Regions from separate parts of the Mus musculus genome. Here all the other regions are linked to region 1. The links are chromatin loops, found by intact Hi-C in ENCODE. Cell type or tissue: heart. All regions are shown on one strand.

Region 1 (8,000 bases):
TGCAGGGGGGCCTAGGAATGTGCATTTTTTAGGGGGTGATTCTTATGTCTTTTTACTTCTTTTTTTTTTTAACCACATTCATTACACTGAGAAATCTTTTTATTTTTATGAATTAATTTTGCAATCTGGACTAATGGTAAAGAGAAATCAGATCCTTAAGTTTTTATCCTACTGTTTATAGGCATGGTGTTCCCCTTCATTATGGGTTATTTTGCATCTTTGAAGATACCTCTGATGGTAAGTGATTTATTACATGGCTCACACTTCTAGCATCCTTTCTATAAAGCGATCAGAATATGATTATATTCGTAAATCTTCCTATCATGTCAGTCAGGCCACATTTATAAAGTGAACCAGGACAAAGAGAAGAATTTTCACAATAATAATAGTCATAGGATTTTTTTTTCTTTGCAGTGTGAGTTTGTGGAAGTCCCAAATAAAGTTGTTAAACCAATTAATTTCAAAGTTTTATCACATTCAGACAGTCTACATAAAGTTGGGGCTACTACATATATTCTATTCATGCTGGGAGACAGATGGTTGTTCTCCTATCAATATCTCTATGCTCATATGGCATGTGTCCATTGTGACACATTACATACCCATTAAATGCACAATAGTAAATGAAAGAGCTCCACAAAGTTTGACATTTTCAGGAATGTGCATTTTTAACAAGACCCCCAGATGATTCTTAGCTATAGGACTGTTTGAAAGCATCTTGCGACAGGACTACATTTAAATGGGTTAGTATGTCAGCAAGGGAGGTTTTGTCTCCTACTGAAAAAACAATTCTAGAAGTAACAGGACTTTATTTAGGCATGGCTTCATTACTTGCAGTGTCTGCAAATACGACGGCCACCATCCTGGCATCTTTACCTGTTCTGAATCCTGAAGTTCTAAGGAGCTCCTTGAGCAGTCTTGTGAGGGCAGCTGCAGTTTCCACACAGTTATCTGGACCTGCTGGTGTGGGGGAGCTTCAATGACCCAAGTACAGGTGGAAAATGGCCGTCTGATGTTTGACAACTGAGGTGATGATGTGTTTTGAGGCATCGAAGTTGCATTATATGTTCCCCCACAAGGCACTGAAGAGGGAGAAAGAAAATAATGTAGATGTTTTAATCATCTCTAATTATACATACTGTCTTTAACATCTTTCTCTGGCCTAGGAAACATGTTAATATTCTTTTAAGGATTTAGTAAATGTCGTGGTGACACAGGGCTGCAATCCTACCTTCATGCAAGCTTGAGGCTGAAGGATAAAATTCAAGGCCAGCCTGGCAACTTAGTGAGACGTTGTCAAAGAAAGGGAAACTGAGGGCAGGCAATCTAGCTCTTGTGTTTAATAATCCGCTAAAACTGTAATTAATTTACATGTAATATGCATGCATTCTTGTCTGTGCATAAGGACATATGTATTTCATAATCTGTCAGAATACTTACTGTCCACAAAGGTATATGTTGCATTAAATCCTCTCATTTGAATACTTATGTCAGAGACAAATTGAACTGTAAGAAAGTTGCCAGAAGAAATAAAAGGGGCAGGCCTACTGGAACCACAAAATCTTCCGCCTAAATATGAGTTTATGCTTGCACCATCTGCTATCTGGAAGAAAAAGTAGTTTATAGTAGTTAATTATTAATAAGGGAATTGCTATTTTGCACTAACTTACCTATGAGTTCACCATATATCTATGGTGATAGACAGACCATGGATTACGGATCTATATGTGGGTGTTCTTATAGGCAGTCTTAATTTATATTGATAATGCTATAATGACTTTCAGTGATGCCCATCATATATTTTTCTGTTAGGAAAAGTAATATATAATTGAAATAAACAACAACAACAACAAAAGCCCCCTGGCCTCAAAGTCATTAAACCCATTGCTATTCTCTCTGCTGCCTGAATTATCACCACGGTTTTTTTTTGTTGTTGTTGTTGTTTTGGTTTTTTTTTTTTTAAAGCTTCCTGGCTAGAACCAACCTTCCCACCTCTAACAGGTTGCTATTAAGATAAAGTCAGCAACAGAGGAATGGATACAGAAAATGTGGTACATCTACACAATGGAGTACTACTCAGCTATTAAAAAGAATGAATTTATGAAATTCCTAGCCAAATGGATGGACCTGGAGGGCATCATCCTGAGTGAGGTAACACATTCACAAAGAAACTCACACAATATGTATTCACTGATAAGTGGATATTAGCCCCAAACCTAGGATACCCAAGATATAAGATATAATTTGCTAAACACATGAAACTCAAGGAGAATGAAGACTGAAGTGTGGACACTATGCCCCTCCTTAGATTTGGGAACAAAACACCCATGGAAGGAGTTACAGAGACGGAGTTTGGAGCTGAGATGAAAGGATGGACCATGTAGAGACTGCCATAGCCAGGGATCCACCCCATAATCAGCATCCAAACGCTGACACCATTGCATACACTAGCAAGATTTTATTGAAAGGACGCAGATGTAGCTGTCTCTTGTGAGACTATGCCGGGGCCCAGCAAACACAGAAGTGGATGCTCACAGTCAGCTAATGGATGGATCATAGGGCTCCCAATGGAGGAGCTAGAGAAAGTAGCCAAGGAGCTAAAGGGATCTGCAACCCTATAGGTGGAACAACATTATGAGCTAACCAGTACCCCGGAGCTCTTGACTCTAGCTGCATATGTATCAGAAGATGGCCTAGTCGGCCATCACTGGAAAGAGAGGCCCATTGGACTTGCAAACTTTATATGCCCCAGTACAGGGGAATTCCAGGGCCAAAAAGGGGGAGTGGGTGGGCAGGGGAGTGGGGGTGGGTGGATATGGGGGACTTTTGGTATAGCATTGGAAATGTAAATGAGTTAAATACCTAATAAAAAATGGAAAAAAAAAAAAAAAGATAAAGTCAGACCAGGAGCTGCCTAACTGCTTCCTACCCTCTTAACACAAAGGCTACATCCATTACAACAGTGATCCAGACCTAATGGAATGGCTTTTCCTCCCACACAGACCTCAGGGGTCTGCTCTGCTTGATTGAGATTCTTGAACATCCCCAGCTCAGTCTAGCTTCCCAGCTATTGCATCTGCCTTCCTTTGCCCAGACCACCCTTGCTGGTATTCATGGAGTCTGTTGAGGTCTCTCTTCCTCTATCATCCACCAGCAATGCCTTCCCTAAAGTGAACACTGCCCACATCCCCTGACTCCTTTCCTCAGGACAAGTATTACTGTCAACATGTTACACATTTAACTTGCCAATTCTATTGCCTTTCCTTCTAAAATGAATACAACATTCCACAGAAGCACAGAATTTTATTCTGTTCCGCCATATCGCCCCAGACCTTAAGAGTGTGTAATGCATAAACCATGCTTACTCGCTTCTTGGTAAGTGCTTTGACCCTTCCCTATGACCCACATGCCTTGGTTTGTTTTATGTTGCTGTACCAGAGTACCATAGACCATGTCATTTATACACAAGTAAGTTAATTGTGATATTTCTGAGGATTGAGGAACATTCAGAATTCAAGGGGCAGACTTTGATGAGGGCCTTCTTGCCTTCTAACATATGAGCATCCTAAGAAGATCATCAGGAGCATGCCAGCTCGGCAATCTCTTCCTCTCCTGGGGTGATACTATTCACCCCATGATAGGAACCCCACTCTCATGACTTCATCTAACCCCAGTTATACCTCAAAGCCCCCCATACCTTTAGCATATGGATATAAGGTTTACATTTCTACCACAGGTACTTGAGTGATATGTACACACCACAGCATCACCCTTCCCTAAAATATTCTCCCTGAGTCTACTCTATCTCAATAAACAGCTCAAGTCTAAATTCCAGTCATACTCAACTCTCCCATTCCCATGATAAGCATCCCCACTTTGTTCCACTTTCGAAATATATTGTATCAATGCCATGTGACACAGTTTCTTCAGAACATGGCTCACAGATCAATTGCACAGAGCACTCACAGAGTTCTGCACCGTAGTGCCCAGGTGTTTGATGACCTAGAGTATGTGTCTATTCTTCCTACAAAACTATACCTTGTACCCAATGCAGAACTTGCAAGCCCTGGTCAATGCTGTTGCTTCTCTCCCTTCCCAGTGCTTGCTGCCTCTGACAGTCTCCTCCCTTGGAGACATAGTCTTTCTTGAAGGACTGATAATCCCTAGTCATAGACCTTTTACTCAAATGTCACCTCCCCTGAGAGTCTAATCCCACACAGTGGGGCCCTCCTCCAATACCATCTTGTTTTATTTTACTGTGATGAAACTCAATCAATGTAATGCTTATTTACTTTGATTGGGCGCCCCCTCTGCACAAGTGTGAGTTTCACAGGAAGAGAAACGGAGTTATGCTCAGAAGTGTCTCTAGCATCCAGAACTACTGATGGCTTTCACAGATTTTTACAAACACCCAAAGAAATAGTGAGGATTTGTATATCCCTCAAACACTTTACTAAAAAATAAATAAATAAATAAATAAATTAATATAGTATGTTTTCATTTTTATGTCTATGTTGTTAATTTTTATTGTACTTTAATAATGATTTTCTGTGTTTCTGTAGCCCTGAATATGAGTTCATAACAGAACCACATTAGATCAGAAATCTCAGAGTAGTGTGGCCACTGATGTTATAAAATGAACATGATAAATTTCAAAATTAAAAAATGAAACAAAACTGACCACTAGATGGTGCTGTCTCTTCTATATGAATTCACGAGGAGCACAGAAAAGTGAAGTTCTGTAGTCAAACACCCTCACTTTATAGAGAAGAGTTGCCAAGTTAAAGACAACATACTTTTTCTGCTAAGTGAGGTTTCATTACAACCACTGTGGTCTATACAAGCTTTCACTTGTATCATGTACCTGGCTTGTGTTGGGTAGTGTGTATATGGAGAGACATAAGAGCATTTATGTACCTTCAAGGTGCTCATAAAATAGTGAGAAGAAAGAGCTAAATATAAACGTATGTGCGCGCATGTGCGTGTGTGTGTGTGTGTGTGTGTCTGTGTGTGTGTTGCTGTTTACAGATATATCTACAAATATGCATGGAAAAATATAAAAAAGAAACCAAAGAAAAGAAAAGGTAATTCTGTCAAATAATATCAAGGAGATTCATACTATAAAAGAGAGAGAGAGTCGGGGAAGACCACCCAGTTCATGCCGAGGAGCCTGGGTCTTACTTTACAAGACCAACGTCAGTTAGAGACTGGTAGATGTGAGGGGCAGGACAAGGACAAGCTAGGGCTGGGTAGAAGGTGGCCCTGTGCTGGTACTATATTCATCCAACCACATTAAAGTAAGAGTTAGCGTAACTGATTGGAATATATAGTTACAAACTGCATGACTACTAGCCTCCTGTATGATCAAACCTGAAATTATTTCTCTGTTCTGTTCCTTGCCAACACCAAATCTCTTGCTGTGGGTAGACCCTGAACAACACTGGAGCAGGGACTGCATGTCTGTGGTGAGTTAGTGTCTGAACACTAACTCAGGCACACCTTGCCTTCTAGAAGCCTTGTTTCTTGGTGTCACTGTGACAAAATGCCTATAATAGTCAACTCAAGATATACTTTGTCTCTAGGACTCAGTCTTTGCACGACTAATCTCTATAGCAACACAGTTATAGAGCTTTGTTGTTCTAGGACTGTGTTAAGGTCATGACAGAAGGACACACAGGGGGTGGGGGTTATATACTTCACAGAAGCACTGATGCAGATAGAAAAGAGTGGTTGGGACTCAGGTATCTTTCAAACGGCAGTGTCCTCAGTAACCTACCTTCCTAACTGACTCCCATGCTACCAACCATGTCTTCTTAACGGCTGTGCTTTGGTGGGTCATGTAAGATTCAAAGTATCACAGTAATAATTATTTACTCTTTATGCATTTTTAAATGTTTGAGCTAATATCTATAATGAGGTAGACTGAAATTCACACTTATTTAATGAATAACTAAGTACATGAATGCTTAGTGGCAGTGCTATCTCCTAACCAATGCACCTAGGGTCTGCTGATGTTGTCCCTAAAGAGGCACACACCCTTCCCCAGTGCCTGATAATATGCAGAAGGGTTAAGCCCAGTGAGTTATTACAAGGGCTCCCAGAAAGCTCTAGGGAATGTTTTTATGCAAGTTTGATGTTCAGGAGTTTATAATTGGCCTTACAACAATAATTTGAAGCATTTAGTGTTTAGAAGTCACATTTCTGAATCCCATAGGATAGTAAGTACAGGGAATTTTCTCTTCAGATGGGACTGGAAACTTTAAAATATATCTGCCAAAACCAAGAGCACCAAGTTGAGGAAGAAACCTTGGGAAACTTCCACCAGTGTCATGTTTCCAGGTAGAGGAAGCAGGAGGACCACACTTTTGATGCCCTCAACCACCTTACTGTTGCTCAACACAAGGATGACTGAACTAACCAAGAGTTGGAGATTAGGTAGTACACAGCACTGTCCTTTCCCCTTATTTTTGGTCATGTCTTTCTTGTGGATATGCCTTGTTGATACTGTTCTCCATTTTATGGAGGCAACAATATGTGTGAGCTTTCATGATGCTGTTAAGTGCCATGGCATGCTCACATCTAAGAAGCCCGACATACTCTGTTCTGATCTCCTTTTCTACGTCAAGGGTATCTAACTTCTGTTTTCATGTTGTATAATGTATCTGTTTACAGGCCAGTCTCCCCCCCCCCCCAATCCCAATGAATTACATCTCCTTGGGGAACGTTCACTGCCACATCTCCCATATTATGTACCATGGCTACCAAACAACTCCATAGGACAGATGTGACGATGGTTTCAACAGTCATTGATCAGCCACAGTTCATTAATCTACAGCAGATGTCCCCCCTTGGTCCCCTAGTAAACACTCTCAAAGACAGCAGTGAAGGGAGTAGGCATAACTCAGCAATGGAACTGGTATAATCTGTCTTACACACTACTTATAGAGCTGTGTCATTAGCTTCTATAGAATGTCATTTTACCACAACATTTAACAATTTAAAAGGGGGGTAGTAAATACTGATATCACCTCAACATGATCTAGAATCACCAAGGGACCAACTTCTGGGCATGCCTGTGAGAAAGTGCCGAGATTGGGTTAACTGAATTTGAAAGAACCCACCCTAAATGTGGGCAGTACCAATTCATGATTTGGGACTCTAGACTGAATAAAAAGGAAAATATGAGCTGAGTGTCAGAACTGATCCCTCTGTGCTTTCTGGCTGTGGGACTACTTACTATCTGCCTTCAAATCTTACTACTTTTCAGGAACCCAGAGAAGCTGGTTTTAAATAACCTCTTAAGTAGTTCTGGCTACTTGGTCTCATTTTAGAGAAGGACTGAACTTGAATTAACACTTTTGTCCCACATTTTGTCACCTCTAGCCCCTCATGAACTCCCTCACAATGGCTGGCTTCTAGCCCCATGTCTTATTAAGATGGTTGTCACCCAATGGAATGGCTTTCTTCATCTCAGCTTTTCTTTGTCTGTGACCTACAGCTTAACACCACTGGCTACCCACACATCATTTGGAAAGGCATCTTCCCCTGACTTCCATGCACCACACTGTTCCTGGATGTCACAAGCTTTTCTCAGTCATCCATTTTCGTCCCTTCATCTTTGGTCCTCCCGGTGCATCCTGTCCTTGGCACCCTTCCTAGACGTCGATGGGAGTTTGGCCGTCTAGCTTCACACTGTCTTAAAAAAATGTTTCTTTGGAATTTTTAGGAAGCTTTGGATGCTATCTACGTAAATAAAAGGGACAGACCAATTACAGTGTATTTTTGCACTTCAGATACCATTTACATTAGGAATTGTGAAAGTCCTCTGACAACCTCACTCTGTCCGACTAATCTTCCCATGGATCGCTTCATAACAAGGCACTTAGCAAGACAGAACTGAATCTTGAAGCTAATGTTAGAAGTCACTTGAGATGTTTGAATGATGATATCAGAGATGAACTTGAACAGGAGGCTAGCAACTACAATATATATTGAAGCCA
Region 2 (8,000 bases), 82 kb after region 1:
TTTCATGTTTGACATTTCAATATCATATATCATGAATTTGACTAAATGTCAACCAACGCCAGGTTAATACATGCCTCTCCTCGTCATACATCAAGTGGCATTAGGAAGATAATCATTCCAGTGAGAGACTGACATCCCTTCTGGGTGACATTTACAGTTCTGGGAGGAAAGGCTCTACATTCAGAGTCTTACAGAATGGCTATTTGAAAAAAATGCAGTTAGAATCTTTTACTTTGTTGTACATGATATGTTGATATAAATATTCATTACTAATGAACTATATGTGACATTGAAATATTGATGGCAGATTTCTTTTAGTTGGAAAAATAATCTTATTTAGCAAAACATCTTTATAAGCTTCTATGTGGGACTAGAATAATCGAGGTAATGTTTCATCTTTGGGGGACAAGTCCCTCCCTATCTTGTACTTCCTAATCATTACTCAGCCACCTACTCTGTGAAATGGCGCTAATATTAGTTTTTATCACATACTATTTTGGCGAACTAAATAAGTAAATAGAATTAAAAGTGTTTCTGGTATAGTGTTGGTGTGTAACAGATAGCTATTAAATAGCATGAATACTTATGACAAAACTTTTTACATCTCTCCTCTAGTTCCCAACCCAGTGGGTCAGCATGCTGTCCATATGCTCTGCCACAACTTTGTTTCCATCTCTTCTCCTCATGCCTGGAGCCTCTTCTGGGCTCATGCCTTGATCAGTTGTTTTCTGCCTTGGCTTTGTGTCATCTTTCAGTTCGGTATCCAGGCAACTGCCACTGTGCCACGTGCTGTCTCTGAAGTCCAATGCAAGGGAAAACTGAAGAACCCTTCAGGTAATGCAGATTACATCAGAGATAAGCAGTCACTAGTGGCTACCTTTAAGAATGGAAGAACATGTGACTAGTGTGGCTGCTAGTAACCACTGCAGCCTGGAGTACCTGCTCTGTTCTGTTCATGACCCTGAAGAGATTAAATGGCTCATGTTCATCCGATGGAACTATCAGTCACCACTTACTACCTAAAGCTCACCCTGATTGCAGGGCCAAAATGAATTGCACCAAGTTGAGCTTTGCAGGAGGAGAAACTGGGAATGTACAGTGTATACTTTTATTTCCATTTGTGGCACTATACTTTTTGTCCCCTCATTTGCCAGTCTTCTGGGAAATAGCAAAACAATGCAACTGTAGCATGGTCAAACGTGTTAGGCGGGGGCTGGTGAAATGGCTCAGTAGGTAAGAACACCTGCAGACAAGCCTGATGACCTGAGTTCGAGCCTTGGGATCCACTCACATGACAGAAGGAGAGAAGTAGTTCTAGTGAGTTGTCTTCTGACCTCCACATGCATACCCACATGAATACAAAATTAGTCCATAAAAGTGTACTTACATGTTAATTTCATTAGGATGATACATTGAAGACTAAAAAACACCAAAATTTTTAAGTGGGGACTATTTATGATTTAATGATGTTGGTGGGCAAAGAGCTGAGGATGCTGGATCAGTTCTGTGTTCCTAAGGTCCACAATGTAAAATGATAAATAAGACTTTTAACATAGTATGACTAACCAGGCTAGAAGAAGGAGTAATGGGAACTTTGGCAGGAACAGACAAACCATAGTATGAGGCACCTATAAGTGCTCACAAATACAGTTTGTGAGTTAGTTCTTATGGCCCCATTTTGCAGCTTGGAAATTTAAAAGACTTAGAAAATGTAAGTGACTTGGAATCAAATACGTAATAGTAGCTCAGAACAGTACAAATCATGTCTTTCTGACATCATATTGATTATCATTAAATGGAGGGGAAAGGTAAACAAATTGCATTCATTTAACTCAATATTAAGAGACCAGAATTCTGTGAAGTGACATGAGTTCCCCATGACCTTTTAGAAAGATAATCATTGGAGCTTCCCGCATTTTGAAGACTGCAATAGGGCATCCTTGGAGGTTGTGATGGCTAATCTCGCTTGTCAACTTGACTTCATCTAGAATTAATGAGGACCCCAGCAGCTGGGCACACCTGTGAGGGGGGTTTCTTGGTTGGATCATTTGAGGTCATAAAGCTCACTCAAACTCTATGCCACACCTCCCTTCTGGTAGAAGCTCACATAAGAGCATAAGGAAGAAAGAAGCTTTTGCCTTTTTGCCTGCTTGCCCTCATTCTAACTGGCAAGTTCACCTAGCCTTTTCCTTTAGAGAAGCCTGACTAATACAGGGACATTTTAGAAAGCCTTGTGTTGAGCTCCTGTGGATTTCAGAGTCACGCATTCCACTGAACAGCCATAGCATTACCAGCATGGCTAATTCATCAAGGTGTCTAACCAACAGCCCAGAGTGAAGGCTAACAAATAAACCTAAAACTTACATTCCTGACTGCTAAATGCGCTTGCGCTCTTGGACCCGGGTATACTAGTGTCTGCATGCTGCCTTTCCTGGGCCTAACTGCAGATCTCTGGCACAGCACAGCTCCTCACTTCCATCCTGATCTTTACGAGATTTGAACTCCATCTGGCAATTCATGTCTCTGCTTAAGTGAATTAAATCTTAGCACAGTAAAAGAAACATGGGAAGGGCAAGATCTATGGCAGTAAAAGAACTATTCATATCTGTCAGGTCCAAAGTAAACTCTAATCCCCCAAACTCCAAAAGGTACTCAAAATATCAGAAATGGGCCCAACCTGGATTAAAGGTGGGTTTCTGGACGTTAGATAAAGCCCAGCATTCCTCAGGAACTTGTGAAGTCAGTTTCAGTCTACCAAAGGAGTCTTTTCCTTTACCTCCAGCAAGACAAAAGGTTCTCCAACTAACATACACCTCTGGCACCTCTCAGCATATCAATGTCCATGCTGGCCCCAGGCTCCCTCAGTCCCCATTCACAAGTATTTGTTATACATTTCAATGCTCACCCGCTGGTCTCCACCCACCTCCACCCCCACTTCTTATAACCTAGGTCTAGCCTCACTAGACTTTCTCTATTCTCTCTCCTCTGCTACTTTCCCCTCTCTGGAAGATAGCACTGGCCATGACCAGTCTTCTGGCTGTGTTCAGTCTACTTCTTTTTCTACCTGCTCTAGGCTCTTCCAGATGCCACTGTATATTTTTTCTCTCTGATGCACAATCGAATCTTCCCATAGCGTGGAGCAGTCGTGTCATTGGTTTATACCATATCAAGATACAAAATCAACCTTGAGAACAGAGAACTCATGAACCACCTCCATGTTATATATGGTAGCGTAGCTGCTAAGGGAATTCTCAGCTTCAAATCTGGCCCCAAAAGAGAGGAAGTACTAAATGACAAAGAAGGGAGGCTCTCGGGATATGGTCCATGCTGTTAGAGTCATAGATGTAATCAGGGAAGGATACAGAAACCTGACTCCTTGCAATGGCTTTTTTTGAGGGGAGAGAGGAAGGAAGCTGGGCTTCCGCATTAATGATATTTCCCAGTACGCTGGTCTGAAATGGAAAACCAAGTTAAATTGACAAACTTCCATCTCAGTTCAGGACTCCTACTTTTAAGCTGTTATTGTACACTATGCCATTCGGCCTTCACATTTTTCAAAAGACTAGGAGATGTGACCAGGCCTAGGAGCAGGGCCGTAAAGATCCCTCAAGAAGGAAACGTTTAAAAAGACGGAGCCAACATGAACATCAAACATGATAAATACCCTGGCCCATGAGCTGTGGCTTCAGCTCAGTTCCTTGCTTTGCTTTGGCATAGCTACCGGAGATTCATTTGACATAGGCATGGGAATGGCTAAGCAGATTATCACAAGTGAATCACAAAACAAACATTTCAAAGCCCTTGCTCAAGCAACCTAAAACGTCTGATGGGGATCAAGAAAGAAGGGAAGAAGGGAGAGAAAAGGAGAATGGGGAGGACCTAAAAAGGAGGGGAGAAGGAAGGAGGGTGACTGTCCTGAACTCATTGTAAAACAGTAAATATTTAAAGAAGGCTGTTTCCCTTTCTCTGAAACTCTAGTTATCGATTACTCCTGACTCCCTTCAGTCCCCTCTGGGAAGTGACTGTGTTTTAAATGCAAGCATATCATGGGCTGCATCGAAGGGGGGTTGGGGGGAGACAAATTATGGACCCTGCCTTAGGCGCCTGTCCTGTTGAGCTCTGGGTGTTGTGGGCAGATAATGTGAGAACAACAGGCTCTGGTGCCTCAGAGTGAGGCTTGTGGGTCTGGATTGTTTCAGTTCAGATCAGACACTTGGCTTCCTTTCTTTTTCCCTTAGACAGTCACCAAAAGCTTCAGGAAAAACAAACAACCAAAACCGAACCAGTTAGGGGCTGCTTGCCTCCTCCTCCTCCTCCTCCTCCTCCTCCTCCTCCTCCTCCTCCTCCTCCTCCTCCTCCTCCTCCTCCTCCTGCTCCAGCTGTTTGCCTGAGTGCATTTCTCCTTGCAAATAATAGGCAGGATGGCCTGTGCTCTGCTTGCTTTTTTATCTGCACTGATTCACACAAGGCAGACATTCCATTGCACTGAGCACAGAGGCTGCTGGAAACAGAGGTCAGCCTCTCAGCAGCCCTTCCTTCTCCCCCCTCCCCCACCGCAGTCTGTCCCTCCCCCTCCTTCTCACACAGAGTGCAGCCGTTTTCTCCCAGATCAATAAGAACTTACAGACCCATAGTACCTAAGGCTCAGAAGAGAAATTCTAACGAAGCAATTAAACTGGCGGTTGGAGGTCACTTTAACACTTACCCTTCAGGAAAGAAAACATAATGGAGTCACTTTTCCCTGATGACTACACAGAGCCACCCCCCAGCCAGCAAATGCTGTCTAGCATTAAACACTCATGACTTATCATCCCCAAAGTCAGAGGAGAGCTAACACCAGGCTGGAAAGCAGGCAAGCAGGAATCACGGACATTTTACCAAATTATATGAAGCCCAGTACAAGTCAGCTGTGTGTGGGAGCCTCAACATTTTAATAGAAGTGTTGAAAGAAATCAGTTTCCCTCCCTTTTCATTATAGCAGAATGAAATTCTAGACAACACATCTGTACCATGTTTTCTAAGTCCTCATGCAACTCAAAATAATGAGGTCCTATGTCAATGACAGTGTCCTCTGCAAATCTTAAAATGCACGGATCCCAGCAGGAGTACAGATGGCAAGGACTCATTCACTCATATAATTACGGTGTGTCTATTAGGAGGAATCCATGCATCAGATTTCTGCCTATGGGTACAGACTGCTGTGGGTTATATGAAAGAAGATGGATGGTATTTATTACCTTATTGCCTTAGTTAATTGTTCATCACAGTGATAGAACACCTGATAGGAACAACCAAAGGGGGAGGGGAGGTTGTATTTGGCCGATGGCTCTATTTTTAATTTTTAATTTGTTTCCTCTGAATGCTGAAGTTTGCCTTTCAGTCCTGATGCTCCAGCTTGGGGCTATCTGTGGGCTTGTCCTCCCTTCTAGATGAGCTGTGATCTGAACACACAGAGAGAAAGATGCGACTGCCACTCAAACCCCACTGTGCTTGCATTCCAGAGACTGAATGTGAGAGGTCCTGAGAGTCAGACTTTGACAGAATATTGCCCTTACCATCCATTGTAACCTCCTGTGGAAAGCCTTCTGGAGTACCACTTGGCAGGAGTCTGACATTGGCCAAAGACAAGGAAATGGGCTTTAGACAGGAATCTGACATTGGCCATGACAAGGAAGTAAGCTCAGGCAGGAATCTGACATTAGGGCATAATAAGGAAGTAAGTTTTGGCAAGAATCTAACTTCAGGCTGTAATAGAGAAGTAGGGAAAGGCAGGAATTTTAGTCTTAGGGTAGAACAGAACTAGGCTTCAGACAAGATTTTGGGCTTGGACAAGAAAGTGGGCTCAGGTATTTTGGTCATTATGACAAGCCCTTTTAAACTGTCATGGGAGTAATCACTTGCTGCTTTGTTAGTTACTTATTGTACTGTTTGCCCAAAATACTTGCATGTAATTAAAATGGTATAAAAAGTGGGTTGGACGTCAATAAGACAAAAAGGCCACCAACAGATTGGGAAAGGATCTTTACCTATCCCAAATCGGATAGGGGACTAATATCCAACATATATAAAGAACTCAAGAAGGTGGACTCCAGAAAATCAAATAACCCCATTTAAAAATGGGGCTCAGAGCTGAACAAAGAATTCTCACCTGAGGAATACCGAATGGCTGAGAAGCACCTGAAAAAATGTTCAACATCCTTAATCATCAGGGAAATGCAAATCAAAACAACCCTGAGATTCCACTTCACTCCAGTCAGAATGGCTAAGATCAAAAACTCAGGTGACAGTAGATGCTGGCGAGGATGTGGAGAAAGAGGAACACTCCTCCATTGTTGGTGGGATTGCAGGCTTGTACAACCACTCTGGAAATCAGTCTGGCGGTTCCTCAGAAAATTGGACATAGTACTACCGGAGGATCCAGCAATACCTCTCCTGGGCATATATCCAGAAGATGTCCCAACCGGTAAGAAGGACACTTGCTCCACTATGTTCATAGCAGCCTTATTTATAATAGCCAGAAGCTGGAAATAACCCAGATGCCCCTCAACAGAGGAATGGATACAGAAAATGTGGTACATTTACACAATGGAGTACTACTCAGCTATTAAAAAGAATGAATTTATGAAGTTCCTAGGCAAATGGATGGACCTGGAGGGCATCATCCTGAGTGAGGTAACCCAATCACAAAGGAACTCACACAATATGTACTCACTGATAAGTGGATATTAGCCCAAAACTTAGGATACCCAAGATATAAGATACAATTTGCTAAACGCATGAAATTCAAGAAGAATGAAGACCAAAGTGTGGACACTTTGCCCCTTCTTAGAAATGGGAACAAAACACCCATGGAAGGAGTTACAGAGACAAAATTTGGAGCTGTGACGAAAGGATGGACCATCTAGTGATTGTCATATGCAGGGATCCATTCCATAATCAGCTTCCAAACGCTGACACCATTGCATACACTAGCAAGATTTTGCTGAAAGAACCCAGATATAGCTGTCTCTTGTGAGACTATGCCGGGGCCTAGCAAACACAGAAGTGGATGGATCACAGGGCCCCCAATGGAGGAGCTAGAGAAATTACCCAAGGAGCTAAAGGGAACTGCAACCCTATAGGTGGAACAACAATATGAACTAACCAGTACCCCGGAGCTCTTGACTGTAGCTACATATGTATCAAAAGATGGCCTAGTTGGCCATCACTGCAAAGAGAGGCCCATTGGACACCCAAACTTTATATGCCCCAGTACAGGGGAACCCCAGGGCCAAAAAGGGGGAGTGAGTGGGTAGGGGATTGTGGGGGTGGGTATGGGGGACTTTTGGGATAGCATTGAAAATGTAAACGAGGAAAATACCTAATTAAAAAAAAAGTGGGTTGGAAAATAAAAAATGTGCCTTCAGTTTCAGAATTGACTGGGGTCACGCTACAATGTTGTCTGGCTGTCCTTTTTCTTTTTAATCCTCACTCCTGCACTGGAGAACCTGTTGACTAACGGGCTTGGTCAACCCCTTTTCCCTCTTCCTTCTCACAAGCACGGGCTCAAAGCAGATGCTCTTCTTGAATGTCCCAGGTTCTCAGAGCCTGTAGCAAACTAAGATCCTTAGATCAAGGGTAGAGGGGGTGGGGGATATGCCACACTCAATACCAATGGCCTCGTGGTGACTGCTCATAATCAATACCTACATTGAATGAACTAATGAATGAATGAATGAATGAACAAGTGAATGAATGAGGCAGCTAGTCCATGGAATGTAGACCTCCCAACTTCTAAACAAGAACATTTTCCACTTCATGTTTAAATGTTTTCTTTCAGTGAGAATTCAAGTCTAGGTTCACCAGAAATAGAAGACAATTTTTATATTTTATCAAAATACTTATTCTTACCTTAGGGAGTATGTATGATAAGGGTTACCTCTGAGTACTGGGCCTGCTATTAATGTGTGCTGGACCTTGACATAGGCTCTATTAATCGCCCTCTTTTTAAAGGAGACTTT
Region 3 (8,000 bases), 290 kb after region 1:
GTCCACACGGCTGGCTGCCCTGTCAGCTCAAGTCACCATGTTAAACTGACATGGCCAGAGCTTGCAAATTCCAAAATCACTCTGTTAAGTACTCTGATAGTATTTGTGCCTGACCTACAAATCATATGACCATTCACTTACTTATATACAAACTTGCATCACAAATAAGTCCAGATTTAAAAATACTTCTGAGATAGGTTTTCATTGCAATCAAAAATAAATATGAAAACTAAGAAAGCTATGCTCATAGACTGTTTTTTTTTCTTCAAAAATAAGCACACAGTGAATGATCGCAAGAATACACACTCCAATATACTGATTTCTCTTTTCTGTGAATATCATATAGTAGAGAAAGCGTGCTGTGAGAGAGAGAGAGAGAGAGAGAGAGAGAGAGAGAGAGAGAGAGAGAGAAAGAGAGAGAGAGAGAGGAGTGTGTGTGGTATAAGTATGTGTGTGCAAGTGTACATGTGTGCATGTATGTAGGCATGTGTGCATATGTGTGTGATGAAGCAAACTTTTTTCCAAGTCTAATGACTTCTCCTCTTCTCCATGAATGACTAAAAATATTTTTGTAGCAGTTTTTACGTCTCTACCCTCTAAAAACTTTTTAAAAGGAAGAATAACGTGAAGATAAACAAACCGGTTCATCCATTACCATATCAGCAATAAAAGGAGAATATTCATCAATGTCCCTGAAGCTAAAAAAAAAAAAAAAAAAAGGCCAGGAAGGGACCCCCTTCAGGTGATGAAGAGGAGCAGAGCCTACTGAAGAAGTCATCACAACCTGAGGAATTTGCTGTGGTGCCCACATGGCATACTGCCACACCGTACCACAACCCATTCCTCTTTTTCCACAGTGACTCATTAAGCAAGAGTTCCCTGACAAAGCCACTGCACTGCCCTGGGATCTACAAACTATGTAGGAGGAAGGCTAGCCTCCCTCCTCCCCACAGGGAAATCACTTTCCTCATCCTGAGCCATTCCGAGCAATCTCACAATGGTGACATTTGCTGAACCATGGCTTGAATAAAAGGCTCTCAGTGTGCAGAATGGTAACGTGAGGCACAGGCTAACCCTGGCAGTGCTCTCTGGAAAGGACCCACAGCCTCTCTTTGAAAGGAGAATAAAGAAAGGCACAGCAGGAGAGCTGGGTCCCAGAGAGTCCTGCAGGCAACCTTGACCGCAGCATTCCCAGAACTGACTGAGATGAGGTGCACAAAGGGTTGCTTCAAAGAGTCTTGTACAAAAAAGCTAGCATAAATCCTGCACGTGTCTCTAAACGGCCTTTCTTAATTGCCAGGTAAGCTGGGAACACTCTGTGCTCCAAAGAAAAACAAAAGCAAAAACAAAATACAAGCTCCTTTTCCTTCCCTATTCACTAATGGACCCATCTCCCAGTTTGTTTGTTTTTGTTTCAGTACTCCACAAATCCCAAACCAAAAGAAACTGTAATTTTTCTATCCGTGCTTAATCACAAAGGGCCTAACTTCCCTTTCTTGAAAAGTCCTTTTCCCTTGGAGAACGGAGACCCCTTAGTCTTGCCTAGAAGCAAACGTGAAGCAATAGCCTTGAGCTGGTCATTTTCCCTTTGAAAAGGTGACAGTCGCTGCATCTCAACACTCTGAACCTTTTGTTTTGTGGACAGTTGTCGCCATTTCAAGTTAGATTTCATGATTTTTCTTTGTGGAAAATAGGATCTGTGGCGTTGCCCAGACAAGTCACTAGAATCTTCTCCCCTGCATCGCTGCTCTAAAATCTACAGAAATCTGTTTCTTCAGTTTATCACTTGAGCTACATAACTGCCTTTCTTCCGAACTCATTCACCGAATTGGATTTTTTAGCAAAACCCAATGGTTTCTTGTCCGACTTGCTTATCTTCTAATGCAGTCCACTTTCAGAAAGGCCGAGATCACTGGGCTTGCTTTTGAAATTACCAAAGTAGTTTCCTCTTTCACCCAGAACTTAGGGTGTGGTTTCATGCAGGAAAGAGAGAGAGAGAAAGAAAGAGAGAAAGGGGGAGGGAGGGAAGGAGGGAGGGAGGGAGCTTTTGTCGTCAGGGGTGGGGATGGGGGTAGGGGTGTGTGGATGTGTTTTGTGGCTCTCCCGGGTCTGCAAGAGTTTCTTTCTAAGGAGAACTCTCCACACTTCCCCAACAATCACAAGAACGGTTATTCTCAAAGTTGGTTTAAAACTTCGGACAATGAATGAGCTTAGCGCTCTTGGAGTCTGGAGTCAATCTCAACTAACGGTTTTCCTGAACCGCTAGACGATCTCACCCTCAGGGCTCCATGAGTCATATCCACTGACTCAGCGACCCCACCCCGTCCCCTGGGCTTTACTCCAGAGGCAGTGGCTCCTAATCCTCTCTAGTTGAACTGAGTCCGTTAGATCAGGGGATATGACCACGTCAAACAAGCCCTCTGCAAAGGTCTTGAGCCAGATATCTTGGGCTGTGTGCTTCTCCACCCCCAATCTCGGGCCCTCTTTGTTTCTCTCTCCCCGGCTTCCGATCTGCAGGACTGCTTTTGCAGGCTCTTCCTGCTCCTCCGCTCTCGGATCTCCCCACCCACCCAGTCCCAGAAGACCGCAGATCTGCGACTGCGACCACGCCCCTCCTACCAGCGCGCCTAGTCCCACGCCCCTTTGGCCCAGTGCCAGGGATCGCTTTACTCAACTTTCCAGAGCCCCCCTTCCTTCCCCCATGAATCCTTCCCGCGATCCCTTCTTTCTCAGCACCCAAGGGTGAGTAGAGAGTTCGGGTGATCACCAGGAAAGCCCCTGAAAGGCCTAGCACTTCCAATTAGTAACAGGACTGTGCTTGATACCCTACAGCCCTGGAGGAAGGCTCGAGGGGAGCTCCCTCCCCCACCCCCCTTCCTCACTTCTTTCCGGGTCCCCATTGGCTGGCTCGCTCGGCGGCTAGGATGGCAGTGGGAGGGGACCCTCTTTCCTAACAGTGTTATAAAAGCAGCGCCCTTGGCGTTGTCCAGTCCTCTGCCACTCTTGCTCCGGGACCCCAGAGACCCCAGCGCTCCTACGATTCACAGCCACCGCGCCCTCATTCCCTTGTTGCAGTTTTTCCAGCCGCAGCAAGCCAGCCCACCTTCGAAGCCATGTCTACCAGGTCTGTGTCCTCGTCCTCCTACCGCAGGATGTTCGGTGGCTCCGGCACATCGAGCCGGCCCAGCTCCAACCGGAGCTATGTGACCACGTCCACACGCACCTACAGTCTGGGCAGCGCACTGCGCCCCAGCACTAGCCGCAGCCTCTATTCCTCATCCCCCGGTGGCGCCTATGTGACCCGGTCCTCGGCAGTGCGCCTGCGGAGCAGCGTGCCGGGCGTGCGGCTGCTTCAAGACTCGGTGGACTTCTCGCTGGCCGACGCCATCAACACTGAGTTCAAGAACACCCGCACCAACGAGAAGGTAGAACTGCAGGAGCTGAATGACCGCTTTGCCAACTACATCGACAAGGTGCGCTTCCTCGAGCAGCAGAACAAAATCCTGCTGGCTGAGCTCGAGCAGCTCAAGGGCCAGGGCAAGTCGCGCCTGGGCGACCTGTACGAGGAGGAGATGCGGGAGCTGCGCCGGCAGGTGGATCAGCTCACCAACGACAAGGCCCGTGTCGAGGTGGAGCGGGACAACCTGGCCGAGGACATCATGCGGCTGCGAGAGAAGTAAGGCCTGACCTACGCGAGTGGTGGGGTGTGGGAGGGAGGGGAGTCCTGGGCCTTGCACTGGGGCTGCCACGCCCTTGGGGATGTGGCTGGGGTGGCGGTTGTCTGGAGGATAGCAGAGGAAGCGGGCCCCACCCTGAACCTAAACTTTGCAGTGAACATTTCTCTTTTCGCCTCACTCAAGCACTTCCATTGAACTTTTTAGAAAGTTTCTTAGGTCCTTCTTCTGGGCTTACAGTTACCAGACAGGAGGAAAGAATGGGTGTGAAGGGTTCCAGACAAAGAGATGGCAAAGGCATCTGGGATATTGGGACAGGGGATTGGCTGTAATTGTAAGGGAAGGGCAGTGATTGTCTTTTCCAGTGTGCCCCAACTCCAGCTAACACCTGCAGAGAGCTGCCACCTCGACAAGTTGCAGTAACTACTGTGGGTGGAGGTGTCACAGCAGCTCTGGACTCAAGGCTTGGCGGCATTTGTGGTTGGGTGTGGCCGCCCCGCCCCTGGCGGTTTTCCAGTTCCCCTTTGATTAATGTGCTGCTGCTTCAGATTGCAGGAGGAGATGCTCCAGAGAGAGGAAGCCGAAAGCACCCTGCAGTCATTCAGACAGGTTTGTAGACTTCTTTTTCACATGCAGCCAGCAGCCCAATGGAGCCAACCCGCGAGCGGTTCTAAAAGTTACTTCCCTTAGGTTTTAAAAGGTGCAGAACTTCACGTCTGCTTGTAAAGCCCCCTGGCGGCGGAAAGCGCACAGATTGAAAAACTCCACTATTTAGGGCAGTCTTTGGAACATGAAGGCTTTATTTTCTGCTTCGTTTCCAGATTTTTCTGATCCCCCACACCCCCGAAACATTTCTCCTTTCGTTTTTTGAAACATATCGACATTCGGATATTGAATGGTTACAATTTGATTACATTGTGGATTGTGAAGGTGAAATTGGCTAACTTTCACAAGGTCATAAAAACCACAGTTGCTTCCTCCAGTTGGAAATGTAGAATACTCTGGAGGATGAGAAAGTTTAACTGGAATTAAGCCAAGTTCCCTTTCTTCCTTCGAAGTTCGGCACTGCGTGAAAGTTAGCAGAAGAGTCATTGCACAACCATTTTTGAAATCTAACAAGGGTGAAAAGAAGCCATCTGTTCCCGTAGCTCAAGGGTGTTAAAGGTTTCTATGGGCTTCACTATGGAATGTAGATAGGGACGTTCTGGCAAATGCGGTGGCTCTGGACAGAAAGAATAGGGGCCTTTGTGTTCCCAGAGCAGCTTTGCAACAGGCTACATTCTTATTGAATATGTAATGATGTAACCACAGTTCCAATTGGACACAAGTATTTGCTAACATCCATTATCTTGTGTCTGGGCCAGGCTTGTGAGGTATGCCGTGTACAAAGTTCTTAAAGCTAAAGTCCTCCCTCACATTTGGAAAGGCCCCCTTTTAGGGGGGTTTGTAGACTCATTAGCACCCTCCACAAACAAAATTAAACCCTAAACTGAAGAATGGAGTATTTTATGGAGGGAGGATTTGTTTGTTTGTGTTTGTTCCAGGGTTAGGCATTACCTTAGCATCCCGAAGTGGACAGATGGCCAGTTCAGTCTTGTTTGGAACACTTGTTAGGATCAACAGCCAAACTCTCCAGATGAATGTTCTAAGGTAGCATTCTGAAGGCATTTGCATCCTTAATGGCAGTAGACGAATATGCAGCCCCTTTCAGTCACTGGGCATTTTCAGTCATCACCAAAGGAATGTTTTCTACAAAGCACTGAGTTAATACACACCATCTCTTATTTGTGGACTAAAAATTGTTTCATTCATTCATTTAAATGAAATGACACATTTAGCTGAACTTTTTCGAGAAGGTTAGTCCAATATCATTTATATATTTTTTGATGGCTTAGCAGAAGTCAGAAATGAATGATACTACTATTTAAGTTCTTATATTCTTTTTTAAATTAGTATTTTCTTTGGGACTGATAGAGTAACTCAACATTATAGTTATAAACTATACTGCAAATACAGTTGCTTACAAGGGAAGTTTCCAAACATTTCCTTGAAAGGAAACAACATTTCACATGCAAGATTGAACAGTCTGTCTTAAAATAGATCACTTTATAAAAACTCTGCAGAGAAGTTTAAGTATAGTTTCATTGTAAGTGTTTTGATCTGTCATCCTAAAACAGACAAAGTCATTGAAATAACACTGTGACAGCTGGGACAGGCAGAAATACCCTATAGGCTGAGCCAGGGTGTTTTACACATTAAAAAAATTAGAGAAGGCAAAACAATATAGTTCAGGATTATATTTCTTTTCCTTCTTGCCCGAGGAGCATATCTCTGCAAATGCAAGACCTGGATTTTGAACAATGAATTACTACTTGATACGAGGCTAGCCTGGGAACCTGGATGCCAGATAACTGAGTGCTTATTCTAAATTCCAAAGATAAGCATCTGAAGGTTTGAATACAGGAAACAAAAAAGAGCATGCATATATGTTAACCCTTCTGAGCTCAATTTTAAATGATTTTTAAAAAATATGTAATGTGTTTGTGTCTGTGTGAGTGTATAGGACATTTCTGCAGGCTTGCATGAGGCCAGAAGAGGGCACCTGATGCCCTGGAGTTGGAATCATAAACCTTCATGAACTGCTCCATGTGGGTGCTGGGAACCAAACTAAAATCCTCTGAAAGAACAGCATTCTTTACTACTAAGCCTCACTTTAGAAAACATTTTAATTTTATTTTTGAAGCTCTCATTTTTATATTACGTGTACTCAAGCAAACATGAAGTTGGACAATCTCATCAACTACTATCATCACAAAATTACAGACTTATTAAATGTGACAGAGGTTTAAAACTGAAAATGAATTTTTCCATATAGTTCACCATACCATGTCATTGTGCATATACATGTGTTTATTTTTAACTTGTCTACTAGTTAGCTTCAATACAACCAAATGGTTTCCTATTCATTTTTAAAGCTAAGAATGAATATTGGAATGTGACCCTAAATGATTTATAAATTTATCAAGGGTCATGAAATTTTCAGCACCTTTTCTACAATAAGGAGAATGGGTTTACATGGTTAATTTTTGAACAAATAAATAAATAAATAAATAAATAAATAAATAAATAAATAAGGGGCTGTAGAGACAGGTCAATGGTTAAAAGCACTGGCTACTCTTTTAGGGCACCTGGAATTCAATTTGCAGAACCCACAGGGCTGCCCACACTCTTCTCCAGTTCCAGGGCATCTTTTGCTCTCTTATTGCTTTTGTGGATACCACATGCTCGTGGCATACTTATATACATGCAGGCAAAACACCTTTATACACAACATAAAGTGAAAAAGGGATTAATATAAATAAGTTAGATAAAGGACAGACTTTATCACCCTCCACATCATCTTTTCTCTTTTCGAAATAGGATGTTGACAATGCTTCTCTGGCACGTCTTGACCTTGAACGGAAAGTGGAATCCTTGCAGGAAGAAATTGCCTTTTTGAAGAAACTGCACGATGAAGTAAGTGACACCAATTTCTGTGGGTGAACAAAGCTGCGACCGTGTAGTCTACGACCTCTCTGTGTCTGTTCTTTCTCCAGGAGATCCAGGAGCTGCAGGCCCAGATTCAGGAACAGCATGTCCAGATCGATGTGGACGTTTCCAAGCCTGACCTCACTGCTGCCCTGCGTGATGTGCGCCAGCAGTATGAAAGCGTGGCTGCCAAGAACCTCCAGGAGGCCGAGGAATGGTACAAGTCCAAGGTATGAAATGAGCCAGAGTGGCAAGAACCTCTAGCTCTCAGACACGTGCCTCTAATTCCATTAGTAACCTCCAGCTCTACTCAGAAGCTGGCTTAAAGCTTGGACCGCCATTGTTGTTTCACAGCACCCCTTCCCCCTCATCTCCATTCACAGTTTCCTTTAGTATGGCAGACTCCCTTTCCACTCATTGTCTTCCCTGACTTCAAAGAATACCTTACTCTCATGCTCTTGACTGCCACCACTTGGAAAGCATTGCAGTAGAGCAAATACTGTTTGAAAACGCAATGCTGGTGTTCTGCTTCTCTTTCCCTGGTTTTCCAAAAGACGTTCAGACAAATTCTAGGAAACACACAGGCAGGATGAAGATGCCTCTTTGTTCTAAGTGAGTGAAAACTCATGGAAGTGAACAATCTCTACTTCTTTTCTTTTCTTTTCTTTTCTTTTCTTTTCTTTTCTTTTCTTTTCTTTTCTTTTCTTTCTCCTCCTCCTCCTCCTTCTCCTCCTCCTCCTCCTCCTCCTCTTCTTCTTCTTCTACTTCTTCTTCTTCTTCTTCTTCTTCTTCTTCTTC

Evidence for each region. Hi-C counts contacts between places; a loop is a spot of excess contacts. Peaks named below come from ENCODE experiments on the same cell type or tissue, not always from the same donor. Only the 100,000 strongest peaks of a DNase experiment are listed, where the experiment ranks them.
Region 2: it touches region 1 in a loop (2.3-fold over the local background); 4 of 42 quality-filtered maps call a loop at or near these places.
Region 3: a loop joins it to region 1, with 2.9 times the contacts of the local background. A loop is called at or near these places in 24 of 42 quality-filtered maps.

What each region holds. Positions count from the first base shown.
Region 1 is chr2:13,286,105-13,294,104 of GRCm38, forward strand. Cubn (cubilin (intrinsic factor-cobalamin receptor)) reads right to left here. Exons shown (of 67, transcript NM_001081084.2): 61 at 1,441-1,603; 62 at 877-1,082. Gm13270 (a long non-coding RNA gene) reads left to right here. Exons shown (of 3, transcript XR_865976.2): 2 at 182-237. Among named protein-coding and RNA genes, the nearest start is that of Gm13270, 19 kb to the left of the region's middle. In heart, a CTCF peak has its summit at 4,678 (motif pointing right); no DNase peak of the experiment used is centred here.
Region 2 is chr2:13,367,891-13,375,890 of GRCm38, forward strand. The region is part of intron 31 of Cubn (cubilin (intrinsic factor-cobalamin receptor)); the gene reads right to left. Among named protein-coding and RNA genes, the nearest start is that of Gm13270, 100 kb to the left of the region's middle. In heart, no CTCF peak of the experiment used is centred here; DNase peaks (open chromatin) are centred at 3,401, 4,461 and 5,601; H3K4me3 peaks cover 1,029 bases; H3K27ac peaks cover 3,887 bases.
Region 3 is chr2:13,571,319-13,579,318 of GRCm38, forward strand. Vim (vimentin) reads left to right here and starts at 2,993. Exons shown (of 9, transcript NM_011701.4): 1 at 2,993-3,676; 2 at 4,223-4,283; 3 at 7,095-7,190; 4 at 7,271-7,432. The coding sequence starts at 3,114. It overlaps Gm9875 (a long non-coding RNA gene), which reads left to right. Exons shown (of 4, transcript XR_865978.3): 4 at 1-205. In heart, CTCF peaks have their summits at 4,420 (motif pointing left), 6,254 (motif pointing right) and 7,681; DNase peaks (open chromatin) are centred at 2,353, 2,413, 2,893, 4,173 and 3 weaker places; H3K4me3 peaks cover 5,297 bases; H3K27ac peaks cover 4,629 bases.